2 separate regions of the Mus musculus genome follow, and region 1 is linked to region 2. Evidence: chromatin loops called from intact Hi-C (ENCODE). Cell type or tissue: heart. All regions are shown on one strand. Links, peaks and the distances in the headings refer to the core of each region. The heading gives the core; the rest is flanking DNA. Region 1 has its middle 38 kb from the start of Gm31731. Region 2 has its middle 89 kb from the start of Gm31472.

Evidence for each region. A loop is a pair of places that touch in the nucleus more often than their neighbours do. Peaks named below come from ENCODE experiments on the same cell type or tissue, not always from the same donor. Only the 100,000 strongest peaks of a DNase experiment are listed, where the experiment ranks them.
Region 1: a loop joins it to region 2, with 12 times the contacts of the local background. A loop is called at or near these places in 12 of 42 quality-filtered maps.

The regions. Positions count from the first base shown.
Region 1 is chr2:74,243,882-74,252,263 of GRCm38, forward strand. No RefSeq gene overlaps it. Among named protein-coding and RNA genes, the nearest start is that of Gm31731, 38 kb to the right of the region's middle. In heart, for the core only: a CTCF peak has its summit at 3,816 (motif pointing left); no DNase peak of the experiment used is centred there.
Region 2 is chr2:74,063,463-74,071,844 of GRCm38, forward strand. No RefSeq gene overlaps it. Among named protein-coding and RNA genes, the nearest start is that of Gm31472, 89 kb to the left of the region's middle. In heart, for the core only: a CTCF peak has its summit at 3,368; no DNase peak of the experiment used is centred there; H3K4me3 peaks cover 306 bases; H3K27me3 peaks cover 2,336 bases.

The DNA.
Region 1 (8,382 bases), core at 344-8,343, 180 kb after region 2:
AAGCACTTGCTCCTGCCACAGACTGCTTGCGTTTCCCTGCTGGAGAGCACAGAGAGGCCCATCTGGGAGTTATTAACATATCCTCGTCAACTCAGAACCGACTTTAACATAATCCATATTTGTTGGAGAAAGTCCAACATCAGCTTGAGAACAGCGGTCACGTGGCTCAATGACACATTTCAAACAGCACACACCGAGCATGCTTGGGCAGCTAAGCAATTCAGAAATGCAAATCTCTGAAGCACTCTTCTGACTAGATAAAAAGGACAAATCCCTTTTGGCAACAGACTGGATGTCCTCTTAATGTCGCAGGAAAACAACCGAACCAGGGAAGGAACACATTTCAGAGGCAGTGATTTGGGATTGGTGGGTCACCAGAAAAAAACATTTTTCCCCCCTTTGGTTTTATTCCATTAGCACTGGTGGAATTGATCTCCAATCCAGCCTTGGGCTTCACTGGTTGTCAGGCAGAGCTGTTTGCCCCAGGGTGCAAGGATACCGCCAATCTTACACCAACAATGTTGCGCACTGTTCGCTTGCTTGTTGACATGTGTATAAGCACACATCTCTCCCTTTAAAACACAGCAGAGCTCTCAGCCCCATTTTGACATCACCTTGTTCTTGCTGTGAGTAGATTGGCTGATAATACATTCGTGGAGGAAGTGAGACTGATTAGGAGCCTAAACACGAGTCCTCACAAAAGATATGTGTGTGTGTGTTGCATATATAATATGTATGATTATATACACGTCACATTTCTGCAAGCTATTTGCAAGTGGATACCCCAACGCTGTTTTAATGACTTTAACAGAAAATACACTTCACTGGCCAGATTCCTTTGATTGATAGATAGGGTTAGTATTTTCTTTGTTTTATGGGTGGCACAAATTTGAAGAATTTTTTAAAAAAGCATAGTAATAAGTCACTCTATTCCTGTTGATCCTGATAAAGCCATAATGAAAACTTACTTTTAGATGATGCACATGGAGGCCAAATACTTCCTCCAAACACAGCAGCAGCCCCCGGGGCTGGGTCACTAGACTGCAGGAGGACACCACTCTTTGGGGTTCTGCATGTGATTGATGTATTGTGCTTATGGGAGAGAGTGTTCTTAAGAGATAGACGGAAGCACCTAGGGCTGAGTGCTCATAATATCTACAACTATATAACTCACCAATCAAAAAATAATGACTGTATACGGAAGAGAGCAAATGCAGCAGACTGCTCACAGCTGACACACGAACCTGAACATCATATTTCTTTCTTATATCATTTTGGCAACTTCTCAGTAGATTTGAAATCTTTCAGAATAAAACCTAGGAAATAAATTAGGTTCTGTAGATAGTAATGTAGAATTTTTTTTCTTAAAAAAATTACTGCCTGAAAGCTTTCTTTGGATTACCATTCTTTGCTTAATTTGAACATATGCCCAATTTTGAATAAGAGAAACAATTGAAAGTATTATTTAAATAATTGAATTTAAAAGTGACCACAGTGAGGGGGAATACCCATTCAGAGGGAGCAGTGCAGGAGAAACAAAGGCAACCAGAGGGCTTCGATAGAAGAGAGAAGAGCGTGGCTGACTGGAGGAGACAGCCACACACCTCATATAGCCTGTGACAAGGCATCCTTAGGAGCAGCAAGGGCCATGCGCAAAGGTAGGGAGATGATGGGACAGGGGCCTCGCAGGAGACGGATGATGGCAGGAATCACCTTCTTCCTACAGCAGAATCATGGTAGAAATGTCAGCATGTGTTTTCTTTAGTAGAAGCACTTGGGTGGGACCCAGCACCACTCTGCAGGAATGTCCCTCGTAACCAGTTCAGGGTCAGGAGGGGATGAATCCGATTCTATTAGAATGTGATTGGATAGTGGTTTGTGGAGCTGGGGTGGTTTTGTGTGTGTGTGTGTGTGTGTGTGTGTGTGTGTGTGTGTGTGTATGTGTGTGCGTGTGTGTGTGTGTGCGTGTGTGTGTTAGTGTGTATGTGTTGGGGGGGTTCACCTTTTGAAATGATTGTATCTTTGTGGCTTTGAGGTGTTTCAAATGTTTTAACCATGAATACTAAAAAAAAATCATAAAATAGAAAATGATTTATTTGCTTTCATGAATGTCTGTAAACAGTATTTTAACTGATCCTTGTGAAGTGAAGAAAATAATGTTGGTGGCACAGTTACCTGGCCTTGGCTGCCAGCCTAGAGTGTACTGTGAGTAACCCGCTACCCACAATAGAGGTCTAGATCCAGAACCCAGGGAATGAAAGGCACGAGAGCAGAGGAACATCTGGGAGCAAAATAGGCCAGATGTGGGTAGTTCCAGTCCACACCATGGTCTTACCAGCTGGTAGGTCACAGCAGTAAGCCACCCCAGTAAAAGAAGCGTTGGGGTTCTCTGACCTTGTCACTTCCTAAGCACCAGAGCTCAGACATGTCCATGGATAGATTCTAACACAGCCAAGTGAGGGATACTTTCCTTGTCTCAAAGTAAACTGAGGTGGGAGGAAATTTAAGGATGCTGTTTGCCTTTGTCTTGATTTAGTTATGAAATAAGTTAGAGCCTCAAAGGGTCTTTTACTGCCTTTTTGCTGTAAAGGCCAAGGATTCAATGTTAAAGAGAAGATGCAGAGAGTCTCTGCCTCCCCCACCCCTCTCTCCTCATCAACCCTGTGATGGGCCCAACATCTGGGGGTTTCCTCCCTTCATTGTGGCCCTTGGTATTCATCTAAATCTGATTATATTTATGGAAAATGTTGAGGGGTATAACTTGTTCTGGACCCTGCAAATGTCCTGATAAAACCCTGGGCTTGGACGTTTGAGCTGTCTGCCCACTGCTCCACTCTCTGTACTTTTCTCCTACAGAGCTCAGGACATTGGCTTCTTTGATGTGGTGATGTTTCACATGGCGAATTCAGTATGAAGGAGACAGTGGGGTTTCCGTGTGGGCTCGGAGGGAAAGGCCAGATGACTAATAGGAAAGCTTAGCCTGAGAACTGACCACAGCATGCTGAAAGTGATGTCCTAGGGAAATCATGTTTGTTCTTTTAAATATGGCAACTATTCAACCCAAGACAGCAAATGAGGGGGCCTGCTCCTTCACACAAGGGGAGCTTTGCTTGGTTCACACTGTGAGGTAAATGCATGTAGAATATTGCCGATTCGAGCTAAATAGCTGCCTCATTAAGGTTATTTGGTATTTTACTTGAGACCTGAATTTCTCAGGAAAGCATAGCAGAGGGGGAAGTACAGCCAGTTGCCTGGAATAAGGAGGTGTCGCCTCTCCCATGTGCCCTGGTTTGGGCTGTTTCATCTACAGTGCCATGCAAGGTATATTCCTATAAATATCTAATGGAGTGGTCAAGTATATTCACATGTGTAGGTTTTCAATGTTGAGTTAAAGCTACATGCATGTGAACACCTAGAACATGTTTTCATCCTAATGAATATAATCATCGGAACCAGAATTATGACACAGAGGAGCCTAAGGATGAAGGAGAAAGCAGGCGTGGCCATGGATAGCTATACACCCAACACAAAAATCCCAAGAGCACGTAAAAAATGATGTTTCTTTGTGATTCTTTTTGTACTCAGCCATGAACTTTGGAGTTGTGATATATCCCCAATGGCATGAGTGCAGGAAAGTTGACCCTGCCTCATGTCTGCTGTGTGAAGCAGCCTGGGAGAGATGCCCTCTTCTCCTCACCCCTTGCCATCTGTGGCAGGCAGGAGAGCTGGCCCTGAAGTCATAAGAGCAGGAGAGCTGTCCTTTCTCCTTGCTGGCTGAGGCATTGGGTGAGCTAGTTGGGGCAGTGCTGGAGAGCTCCCTCTGGTGGTGTGGATTTAGGAGAGCTTGTGGGCTGACCAACTCACCTACCACCCAAGCCCAGATCAGAGGCTTTGAGTTGACGCACACTAACATCTACCCCATCTATGAACTGCTGGAGCATGTTAAGGAGCCAGCTCTGCAGATCCAAAGCTGCAGGATCTCCATGACACAACGCAACAACTGAATATCTGAGAAGAGTCCCAGTGAGGACCGAATATTGATAGCATAGAAGAATCCAGAGGCCTCCCACCAGACCAATGACTCATTGCAACGAACATTTGCAAGTAAAGATGTGTGGATAGAAGGGTAGACTGTGTGACACATTGTGACACACTGCAGCTTCCATGACAAGATTTTTGTTGTTTGGTTTTGTTGTTGTTATTTTATTTTATTGGTGTGGGGGTGTGTGCAAAAGTAGAGGGGGGATACGAAGGGGCTGGGGAGATGAGTGAAATTGTGTTACATGATATAAAATTCACAAATAACCAATAAAAATAAAAAGCAAGCAAACATAAAAACTCAAAACAAAACAAACAAACAAAAAACCTCTCTCAGTCAAGTGATGGTGGTGTACACCTTTAATCCCAGCACTCTGTGAATTGGATGCCAGCCTAGTCTACAGATTGAGATTTTGGACAGCCAAGTCTATACAGGGGAACCCTGTCTTGAAAAACCAAAGATTAAATGAAACCAAACCAAATGAAAACAAACCAAAACAAACCAAAACAAACAACAAAACACACCAAAAAGCAAATCAAATCCCCTCTCAGTAAGTTAAGAGACTGAGGAAGTGCGTGCTACTATTAGAGGACACACATGACAAATCCACAGCTAATATCAGAACAAACAGAGAAGGGTGGAAAGCTGTCTCCTCGCTACTGGATTAAGACAAGAGGTCATCATTTCATGGTCCCAGGGATACTAGCCAGAACATTTATGCAAGAAAATGAAAGACTCTCCAAACTAGAGAAGAGAGATCCAAATTGTCTGTTTGTAGAAAACATGATTATATAGCTACATAAAATCTACAGACTTTACTCCCCCAAACCATTAGGATTAATGAACTCAGTAATGTTTCAGAATACAAATCCAGAATACAGATGCCAGTTGTATTTTTCATATGACAGTAACAGACTGTCTGAACAAGATATTAAGAAAGCAATCCTTTTTTGCAATAGCTCAAAAACGTTATAAACCACCTCTGGAGGTGCCAATTCCATTTTTGCAGTCACTGAACATGCATCTTTTGTCTCTGTCCTCACAGAAACTAAGGACAGCAGCCCTGTGCTCAGTATCTACCAGCACATAGCAGACACTTCAGTCTTTGTGTGTAGAAATGGTTAGTCTGAAGCAGGGGCAGTGGCTCTCATGCTTTTAGAATCCCTTTCAGGAAGGTAGCAGTACCCTATTGGCATGTTGACTTCAGTAGGTCTGGGGTAGGACAGATCATCTGCCTGTCTTACAAGGTCATCAGGTGAGCTGATGCACAGAGCTTAGGTACTGTATTGGTGAGCCATTGAAGGAGGTCATGCTGCTAAAACAAAAAGATGCCTAAATCTCGAGGGCTCATAATCCCATCTGTATCTCATGTCTGCTAGTTGGGCAACTACAGTTCTGCTCCATCTCATTTCTTGACAAAGCCCCAGCATCACTGATAAGCCTGTAACTGAAACATTGCCTATCTTGTGGCAGAGGAAGACAGGAAATATGGGAAATTGCTGCTTGACTTGCATTTCACTGGCTATAGCAAATCACGTGGCCAGACTTAATGTTGGTATCAAATGAGAGGTCAATGATTTTTGTGATTGATTATATAGCCCTCCACCCATGCCTATTTCCATTTATCTCCTTTGAGTAAATAGTCTTCAGGTTTTAAGTGACCATCTAGATACATAGAATAAAGACCCATTTCCCAAACTACCCTGCAGCTAGACATGGCCATGCAAATACATTCTGGTAATGAAATGAAAGAGCTGCACATGTTCACCATTTCTCACTTAGAAAGCAAAGAACAACAACAACAAAACCCTTTTTTTTTCTCCATCCTATTGCCTAGCATGCAGAATCCAACACTTCCAAGCGTGAGGTGGTGGAGGCAAGAGCTCTCAGGAACTAGAGAAGGCATGTAGAACACTCTACCCACCCCAGACCACCCACCTGCATTTTTATACGTGAGAGGAAGAACGTTCCATTTTGACTAATCTCTGTTAGGGTTGTCCACTGTCACTCTCATCGGAATGTAATGCTAATGTGCCAACAAAAAGGATCCCTTTTGAAGTCCACTCATTCCTGTCCACAGCTTCTTGTGTTCCATTCACCTTCCAGCCATTTTCCATGCTTCTAAACCATTTCTTCCCCTCACTGCCCTTTTCTCCATCCTAACAATCCAACGAGCTTGTTCTTTCCAGTTGTGTAAGCTATATGGTAGACACACAGTCTGAGGGCAGAGGGCGTGACAAAGTAGAAGCTTACATGGCTGGAACTTTCCAGCAAGTTTTCAGCAGCTTCTGAAATGGGATTATTGTTCTTGCACACCAACAATGCTCCTTGCTGCCAAACCTTCCTCTGCAACACTGGGGCAGTCTTGACGTCTCACTTTAAAGTGGTTTGCATGCCACATGTGTCTCATCCAACCACATGGATAAATACTGTCATAAAGATGCCCAAGGTCTAGCTCTGCTCCTCCATCTTCATTTTTCGTCTTTCTTCCCCAGTCTGTTTCCACTTAGCCTGCTTTTGTCTTCTGTGGCTGCGTGTGTTTAGATCCTTCCACAGACAGAAGGAGTAGGTGAAGAATAGGAAAGAGAGGGGTAATAACACAAGCCAAAGGTTGATAGGGCAAAGCAGTAGACAAGCCCCAGGGTGGCTCTTCCTTTGTGAGACTTGGGAGGTAGAAAGACTTGGGTAGGCCTCAGAATATAGTCAGTGGGCCATTTGGTACATTCTACCACCACACAGGAACAAGTAACCCTTCAGTTACACAGGTGTGGTTAGTAATTCACCATTATACTGATTTTCAAGGTTATTTTCAAGAGCATTTTTCTTGTCTGATGAAGAAGATGGAGCTTTGCACATTGTATTGGCTAGTTTTATATCAACTAGACAAAATCTAGCATCATCAGAGAAAAAGAAGCCTTAATTGAGAAAATTTCTCCATAGGATTGGGCTGTAGGCAAGCCTGTAGGGTATTTTTTACATTAGTGATTCAAGTGGGAGAGGGGAAGAACCCAGTTCATTGTGGGTGGGTTCACCCCTGGGATGGAGAGGTTACATTCTTTTCTGCTTTCATGTCAAACAGGTGTGAGAATCATTGCATCCAATGATCTATAGACTCACAAAGTGTTGGCACATTAAAATCTCCAAGGATTTCTTAAATAAAGAAACTTGATTATTAATATATCTCCTGATTATACAACATCTTGTGAACTTGGTCTTGGAGCATAATTTGGGAAACTGTCTCAAAAGATTAAAAACTATTATTTAAAAAAACTTTACATCTTCTCGGCCTTTTGGGTAAGATGAAGTGTAAAAAAATCTTTATAAGGTTTTAATATTATCTATCTATCTATCTATCTATCTATCTATCTATCTATCTATCTATCATCTACCAATCATCTATCTATCTATCTATCTATCTATCTATCTATCTATCTATCTATCTATCATCTACCAATCATCTATCTATCTATCTATCTATCTATCTATTATCTATCTATTATCTATCTATCTATTTATTATCTATCTATCTGTTTATCTATCTGTCTGTAATCTATCTGTTCATCATCTATCTGTCTATATCTATCTATCATTTATCATCTGTCTGTCTAACATCTATCTACCTGTCTGTCTGTCTATCTATCTATCTATCTATCTATCTATCTATCTATCTATCTATCTATCTATCTATCTATCTATCTATTTATCTATGTCTATTATCTATCTATCTATCTATCTATCTATCTATCTATCTATCTATCTATCTATCTATCTATCTATCTGTCTATCTGTCTGTAATCTGTTTATCATCTATCTGTCTGTCTAACATCTATCTACCTGTCTATCTATCTGTCTGTCTGTCTGTCTGTCTGTCTGTCTGTCTGTCTGTCTGTCTATTGTCTATTGTCTATTATCTATCTATCTATCTATCTATCTATCTATCTATCTATCTATCTATCTATCTATCTATTATCTATCTCTCTATCTGTCTGTCTGTCTGACTGACTATATCTATCTGTCTATTATCTATCTATCTATCTATCTGTCTGTCTGTCTGTCTGTCTGTCTGTCTGTCTATTGTCTATTATCTATTATCTATCTATCTATCTATCTATCTATCTATCTATCTGTTTGTCTATCTATCTGGTGGTACACAGCATGATGAATAATGACTTGGTACATGTCTGCATTGTGAAATGATGATCACAAATCAATTTGTTCATTCTCATTCATTCTGTATTTCAGTCCCCTAGAACTTGTTTGTCTTCTAATTGCAAGTTTGAAGCTTTGATTGACAAGTCCCTATTCCCTTTCCCCTCGCCTACCTGTTTTGATGAGTGCCTTTT
Region 2 (8,382 bases), core at 97-8,096:
TAGCATTTCATTGCAAGCAATCTTCGGGGTGGGGGAAGGAAGGCGCTGTATAATAAACTGGCTCTCTCTAGTGTCTCTCGGCTTTGAAACACATTCTGAGTACACTTATGTGACCCTTAGCAAGCTAAATCTTTTTGATGCATGTAATAAAATGTTGTTTGGGGCAATAGCTGATTTCCAAAATTATATTAGGCATAACACAAGGCTTTTGTGGCAAATTGTCTCCCTATTTTTTTTTTCTTGCTTCAGCTCACAAATGGGATTGGGAAGGTGTTGGAGTGTTTTATTATTGTGTCTCACATCAGGTATAAATAGAGAATACACCGCACCGTAATCTATCTGTACGTAGCTGATAGCACATGAAATAGTAAAGCTGGTAAGACTGCCGGGGTCCGGAAAATTGCTTGAAAATCCCTTGTCACGTGTTCCTGGCAGCGGCCTCTCTTCTCCGGTCTCCAGCTGTCCAGCGGGGTGTGCCAAGTCACAGCAGGACCTGAGGACTGTTTGCATTGCAGTGGCACCGAGCTTTGTTGGGTTGTTCTCTGTACACTGTGCGCTTGCAGACAAGTAGGCTTTCGGAGACTCAGCAGGAGCCTGCCAGGGTTTGTGCTGAGGTGGTTAGCTGGTGGGCAAATTGCTATTATTCAGAACTGCATGGCAGAGGAGAATGGATTGCACTACGTTTTCTAGCCCGTAATGCTGACCAATGGCGGACCTGCGTTGCAGCTAACCTTTCTTTCTGACTCTTATCTGAGATGTAGATTCGGCTCTTTCTCAGAAGGGAAAAGAAGCCTCTTAGATTGTTTCCTCCAACCTCCAGCTGCATTTTCCCAATCTACTCTCCATTTTGACTCAGCAACACTCCTTCTACGCGCCCCCCCCCCCCACCATCTCCCAAGATAACACGGGTTTAGCATTCTGCTTTTAGGGAAAAAATATTTGGTGCTTCAGCTGTTCTGGTGAATGTAGACTACTGACTAATGGGTAGTTATTCCACTTTATTGCTTTCTACAGGCAAAACTCAAACAAAAGGAATTGGATTTTGCTAATAGCCGTGAACAGCTCTGGCACTAGCTGACATTAGTAAGGATAATCATAGTGCCACACAGGAGCCGGACCAGTCGCTTTTCAAAGCACTTTCACACATGTCATCGTGCTTGATCCTCGTGTATGGCCCTGGCAGGGAGGGGTCACAGTGCTCATGCCATAGCTGAGGCGAACCGAAGAAGAAAGGGGTTACAGGACGAGCCTGTGGCAGAAGTGCCATCATTCTGTCCGTTAAACTTTTGGTCTTTTAGTCCTTTTATTTTAGTCTATTTGTAAAATAATCTCTCTTTCTTATGAAAGTTTACAGGAACATTGACAGTTCAGGGTCCTCCTCCTGACACTTTTAGAGCTGTGTAAAAAAGCAAAGAGGCTAGAATGTGTGTGGCAACTGGATGGTGTATCTGACTTCCATGAGAGGCTTAGCTGTCTCCGCGTGTACCTTCCAGGAATGTTCTTTGCTGGGCATTCCTGCAGGGCCCATGGAGATGCTTCAGGATGCTGTCCTGTGCTCTGTTTTAGAGTCATCTGCCAACTCCTGCAGTTGAAGATGGTGCCTGGATGTCAAGAAGATCGCTTAAAAACAAAACAAAAACCCCATTCAGGAAAGGTACTGACAGAGGCCTTGGAGAAGGCAGGATAGAACTCAAGAGTTTTCTTCTATGGTGTCAACACCACTAACTTAGTGGCTTTCTGACCACTGAAAAATTCTCCCCAACCTATTTTATGTCAAGAATGCATTGATCTGTGCTGTGTCTATTAGGGAGCCTTAGAGAGGGAAAGATGAGGGAGAGCTCACACCTCACGGGACCATGGCCACCCTCCCTGCAAGCCTCAACCTTGTGAATGGCACTTGCATAGAGTAGGACAAAAGTATTGTTTTCTTCTGTTTCAAATAGGACTAGGAAGTAATCACGAATAAATTACACGTGCTTGTAGGAGAGGCTGGCGTATGTGCCAAGAGGAAAGTGACCACAGTGCGTGAACAGGAATATGCATTTTGTATTGTTGCTTCCGGGTGTTAGAGCTGTGTCCTCTGTGCCCAGCCTTTCTGCCCTCTTCTTGAGCCTCTGCTGAAGGAAGGCATGCGGTTGTTGTGTTCTGAGCTGGAGAGAGGAGAGGAGAGGAGAGAAGATGAGAGGAAACAGGAGGGGAGGGGGAAGGAAGAAGGAGATTTGAAGAGAAAGCAGGCAAACTAGTTATTTAATTTGAAAAGCAGAATCTCGGCATAGAAAGCATTTATATAACCAACAGGAAAGATGACCAAGAGTTGACTGTTTTGGCACATGTTTTGTCGAGGTATTTCTTCCTTATTAGTATGTCTAACACATAATAATATGCTGGTTAAAGGACGTGGACATTTCCCGTGTTGTCATGAAGACACTTTCTATCTGGCGGTGAGCTTTACTGTTTGAAAGCGCTGTGGTCGGGGTCGGGGTACTAATGTTTTTATAGCAAATGTTTGAAATAAGAAGCGATCATGTCTGTGTGCTATTACCATTTCAAAAATCATTTTAAGGATAGATGTGGAAAACAAAGAAGAAAAACATGGACAGTATTTACAAAACAGCGTCCTCAGACAACCCTTTCTCCCAAGATGAATGGCTGGGCACACACTTGGCACCATACATCACTTTTTATATTATAATTATAATCGAGACAGCTGCTTCCTCTTCTAATGTGTCAAACTAACTTCAACATCTGCATCAGAGAACACACCTAAGTGCTGAAGAGGTAATTGTGGCTTTATCATAAGTTAAATTTCCTTTATAATTTGAAACAAGAATTTTGTTTTTGACATCCAAAGGCTTTTTTTCAAACAAGTCATTTTCTTAAAATGTAAATTAAGCAGGGTATCTTTTAAGGGCCCAGACATGCTCAGTCATTTACAAAACTCTTATCAGAAAAATTAATTATTTTTAAAGTTGGGCCAATCAAGTTCATATTTCACTACAGATCTTGGAGATATTGGACCTTGGCTGATGTCTGGGTATATTTTCACCCATATCCCCATTCACAGCCTGCATGGTTCACTTATCCTTATTGTTTATTGAAAGTGGACTGCCCTTAAGTCATAGGGGTCACATATTGCTTTTTTTTCTTGTTGTTTGTACTATCTTCTTGTTTAGTAATGTCTTCATACAAACACAAAGCACAGAAGCCCGCACACGTTTGCTTCCACAAACGGATTGATCAGTGTGCAAAAAGTGCCAGTGCATCTCTCTGCTCTACTGGAACCCAAAGGAGCCAAGCTGAAGCTATTCCACTTATGCCGTGATTCACTGCATCGGGTTACGAAGTCACTGTCCACCTGTCACCAATAGGGGTCTCCAGTGTACCACAGAACTCGCTGTATTCCTCCCGTATGATTATTTACAGTATGCAATACACGGAGACAGAACCAAAGGGGCAGAACAGATTTATATGGGCCGGGACTGATCTTGGATTTACTCAAGGAGTGAAAGGGTGACGTCACAAGTTAGAAGTGATGAGGTGAAGCAAAGGCACATCTAGGTTTGGTGTGAGAACACACCTTTAACCCAATGGTGCAGCCACACTCTTTCTGTGCCCTGGCTGGGAGAAAAGCCAGTGGCATTCGCAGACAGCTAAATGTGTGTCTTTGCTTAAAGGGAGCAACTAGAAAGAGGAGTGAGTGAATTTTTCTGTCCTTCCTAGACTTTTGAGAATGGTTTAAACCATCATACCTGAAAATAATTTGTAATTGTTTTTTTTATGAAGTTATATATTTTTGAGGGAAATTTGCTTATGCGCTGACATTTCTTCCCACTGTTCCAGGTAATGCAATAAGAAACTCTAGAAAAGAGACAGTTATGATTTATCAAACTGAAGTTTAGGTCATGTTTATAAAGATCAACATAGATTCGCAATATATGAGGTATGTCATAACACACTTTTTATTTGAACCCCATGACATTCCTCTAGTCCATCCACTGTAGGAAAAATAATTTTTCAAACCCTTAGGTAACACCTGAGGACATTTCTGGAGTTTTAGGGCAGATTAATTTGCACAGAAAGGGAAACCAATGTCTGCAATGCCTTTTCATTATTTATTTGCTCCACAAATATTTACGTGATGCCTTAAGAAGTTGCTTACTGCCTAAAGGAAAACAGCTGTTGTTAGGGAGGGGAGGCTGGTAAATGGATTAAAAAATTGTAATGGGAAACAGACTGGAGTGGGAGCTGGCACTCAGGCAAAAGTAAGATTCTGTGAGGAGTAGATTAAGACACCAATTCTGAGGCAGGGGGTTGAGTGTGATCAGACACCAACCACATAGGCCTTTGGGGTGAGTCGTGAATGAATCCAGGATTGTGAATGCCTAGTGGTGCTGAGTAGAAGCTTGTGTCGTGGTGAAGACTTGGAGGCTGCTTATGGAATGACAGGCTATGGACAGAAATGGGGTGAGGTCTGTAAGCTGTGCTGGCTCATTCTTCAATAGAAAGGATGAAATGTGGAGACTAAAGACTGTTGTGATTAAGGCAGATTGAATTTAGTCATGAGGTGCTAAAAGGAAAGGAAGCCAAAAACAAACTACTAACTTCTAGAAATGGGCCAACCAGACCCACTGGGATTGTCAAGATGTCCTCATTAGGAGAAGCCATGTGGCTGTGTAAGAACACATTTAATAAAAATTCATGTGACCAACCTGTCCACTGTGGTGATTTCAGCTTTCACATGTAGGTAGGGACATCCCATTCCCCTTGGGCTCAGGAACAGGACAGTGCTTGCAGCCTTTCAGTGAGTCTAACAGTGAGAGAAATTTCAAGTCAACCTCTTCCATGTTCCCTGGAGTAATTCCTTGCCTATGAGAACTTGTGTTTGAAGAAGTTAAGCTGTCCATGAGCTAGCTCCTAAGGATCTTTTGGATCAAAGTGTGTGAGAAGACACATTCAGGCATGTGCCACAAGACAAAGGAATTTGGATGAGTTCTTGCAGTACAAGAAACACCGTTAATGGCACAAGAAGGGATCTAATGGTGTGAGAAAGATTTAACATGATCATGGAAAAGACCTGACCAAATGAAGCCTGATTCAACATTCAGAAAAAATAACACTGGCAAGATGTGAAAACAAGATTATGATATTACAGAAAAAATTTATGGAAGAGTCTAAGTATTCAGAGATCAACTGAAGAGACAACAAAAGTCATGGAAGAGTCTAAGGGTTCATTCATCAACTTGAATAAACACAACAGAAGTGTGCTTGGGCATAGCTGTCATTTCATACGTAACTTTCTTTCCGAGAATCTTTTGATTCAGTCAAAATCTAGTTGATTTACACAGGAAAATGGTGGGCATGGGCTGATGACTTCTAACTTGGGGGATTATAGAAGGCTTCCTAGTAGAGGCAATACTTGGGCCCCTACCATAAATGGTGAATTGTAGTTGAATTTTTACTTATTTATTTCAATATCTGTGTGGGGCTGGGTGGGTGTGAGTGCGGGTGTGTGAACGTGAATCTGTTCTCTTCTTACCTCTTTGTGGATCCTAGAGGTGGGACTTGGATGGTCCTGGCAACAAGCACTATTACCTGGTACACCATTTGCTGGTCCTGAATTTCGGTTTTGTAGGTAGAGAGTGAAAAAGGAACACTTTGACTTAGAGGGTTGGTTTATCAAAAGATAATCAGAACCATGGAGACTCCGTGGTATTGGCAGGGTTTTCGGGGTCAGAGAAAACTGACTTGGGTAGATAGATAGATAACACCAGAAAAGACAAGTCCAACACCACAGTGGCCAGGTGCCTGCTATTATTCTGTGACATCTCGAGATTCCTGTGGACTCAGATGATGAAAGACATCACAAAAAAATGGCAAAGGGAACTAATAAATGGAACCCAAAATCTATTAACCTTTCAAGTTGTAAAATTGGCAAGTGAAATTGGAACAGCCCTAAAAGGGGACACAGGGCATTTAGTGTATGTGGGAAAAGAAACGTCAAAGGGAATTTTGTAAATGGAGCATTGTGCATACAAGACAGGAAGTGATCAAGAATTATAAGGTAGAATGTGAATCAAGAATATGTTATATCAGTTCTAATGGGTGTAATTTGGAACGTTGGGGCCAAATATGAGAGAGATTTGGAAAAAGACTTTCTTTATAGCAACTCCAATTTCTTTACTTTTAGGTACAACAAAGGCAAACTGTTCACAACTCTTAGGTAAACATTTCCCTAGGAAGCATGGCTCTAGAGCTAAAGTCGCAATTCAACTGGTTTTGGTCACCATGGACCGTGAGCATTCTGGCTTATTTTGAACATTCATTATTGTGTTTCATTTGGGGTTGGGAACTGAAGGACAGAAAAAACATGGTGTGCTCGACTGAGCTATCATTGTAGACAAAGTATATTATGAAAAATAATTTAAAGCATGGAAGATAGGCCCTCTGGAAGAACATCATAGTCTTTATGATGAAAGGACCCAGAGGAAAGAGAATCTGAGACATTCTGATGCCACTCTTTGGGAAGGTGTTTGAGGAAGCCAGGGACTAATTTCCCTTTGGTTTGTAATTGGTTAGATTTGGACTAGAAATATCTTCAAATTGCTGAATTACAGATACTGGGGCTCCTTTAAAGGATGATGCTTTGGCTGGTCAAGATAGATCTTAGTCATAAGATACTCTGGACCCAGGATATCACCTGGGCGTTAGACTGCATCACCTCAGCCTTGTCTGTTCCTCATGGGAACTTTGTGCCTCTCTGAGCAGTCACTTGACGTGTGTGTGTGTATATATATATGTATATATATGTATGTATATATATATACACACACACACATTAGTAGGATGGAGATGAAAAAGATGTAACATCTTAGAGGATTTTGTGGGGTTAAATATATCAACTAAGTGAAAGTACTCAGCTAATTCTGGAACGCAGTTGTGTAAATGCTTCCTAATGATTACCTCTTATTACTATGACTGGAGCATAATTGGCGCTCATTGAATATCTATTGATTGATTAGCATGGCTAGTACTTCCAGCTTTCTAGATGTTGCAAAAGAAAGCAACCTTCGCCTTCTCTCTGTAGTTAGAGCCTTGCTTGAATTATACACTATGCCAGCATCTAGCCTTTCTTAAACAGGCCTATCATAGATTTGCACAAAGAGATGAAAATAAATAACAGGATGTGGTGACAGCTCAGAGTGGAAACAGATTCAGGTTCTGAAGGTACAGAATACGCTCTGAGGGGCCACTCTGTATTCTGATGACCAAACAAGCAAAGATACAGATGTCCCAAAGCTTAGGGAGCCCAGCTTCATGGTCTGGGACAATGCACAGTGGTTGATGAGTTAGTTCTAGAGGCTTCTGAATTTTAATGATGCTGGAGATGATATTGTGTGTCCTTCAGCTTGTTAGAGTGGCACCGGCACTCCATAAATCATAATACCTGTGTATTGTAAAATCAATAGCAAAGTGCTATTTCAGCGCTAACCCCTAATAAGTTTCTCCCTGCTCTGACGGCTTAAACTTCGCTGTAATGCCGCTGGACCTGTAGGTTAGGATCAAAACATGCTTAATTTATTTTGTAATAGAGACTTTTCACTAATGAAGGACCGATTAGTTAAGCTTTGGTTGCCACTCTAGTGATCAGTTGGCAGAACAGCCTCTGCAATTAAACTCGTGTATCTCTGTCCTGAAGCAAAAAAGCAGGCTTAAACAGTCAATAAATGTTAATCCAGTCGCAACCTGTCTCTGCCTTTGAAGACTGCCCATGAGGGCTCTCCCCCCACACCCTCACATCACATTTTTTCCCATCTTCTTTTAAATGCGGTGGTCCCCATGGAGTCGGGATGGGGCATACATGACCTCCCACAGTTCAGTAATAAGATCTGGCATGCTAACAACATTGTCTACAGATCTGTCATCTATAGGTCTGTCCATCTTTCCCCTCCCTCACCTCCTTGGCTCTTTATCCAAGGTTGAGGAATAAATGAACAACCAAGCACACGGGTCTCTGGATGAAACTGGGGACATAAGTTGTGTGTTGCTGGGACACTCTGTGGCCTCTTGTGGTCCCACTGCACTCAGCTGTGGAGGGCAAGTCCGGGAGAGCCTTCAGTGACTTTATTGTCTTGAATGTGGGTTGTCATCATCGCTGTTGAGCGCTGGCAAGAAAGCCCTCACAGCAGAGCCAGCAACCAAGGAATTTTTCAGAGTAATTCTCAAGTTGAAAAGGCAGGTGGGGGACGAACAGGAAAAGTAAGGAGAAAAACCCTTCTTGATTCAAAACTATTTAATAACATCCAAATTCACTGTGTCTTCAGATAATCTTCCAGGTATCTCCCCGCACCATGTATGTGAGAGAGAAGGTAGGATAGGTAGGTA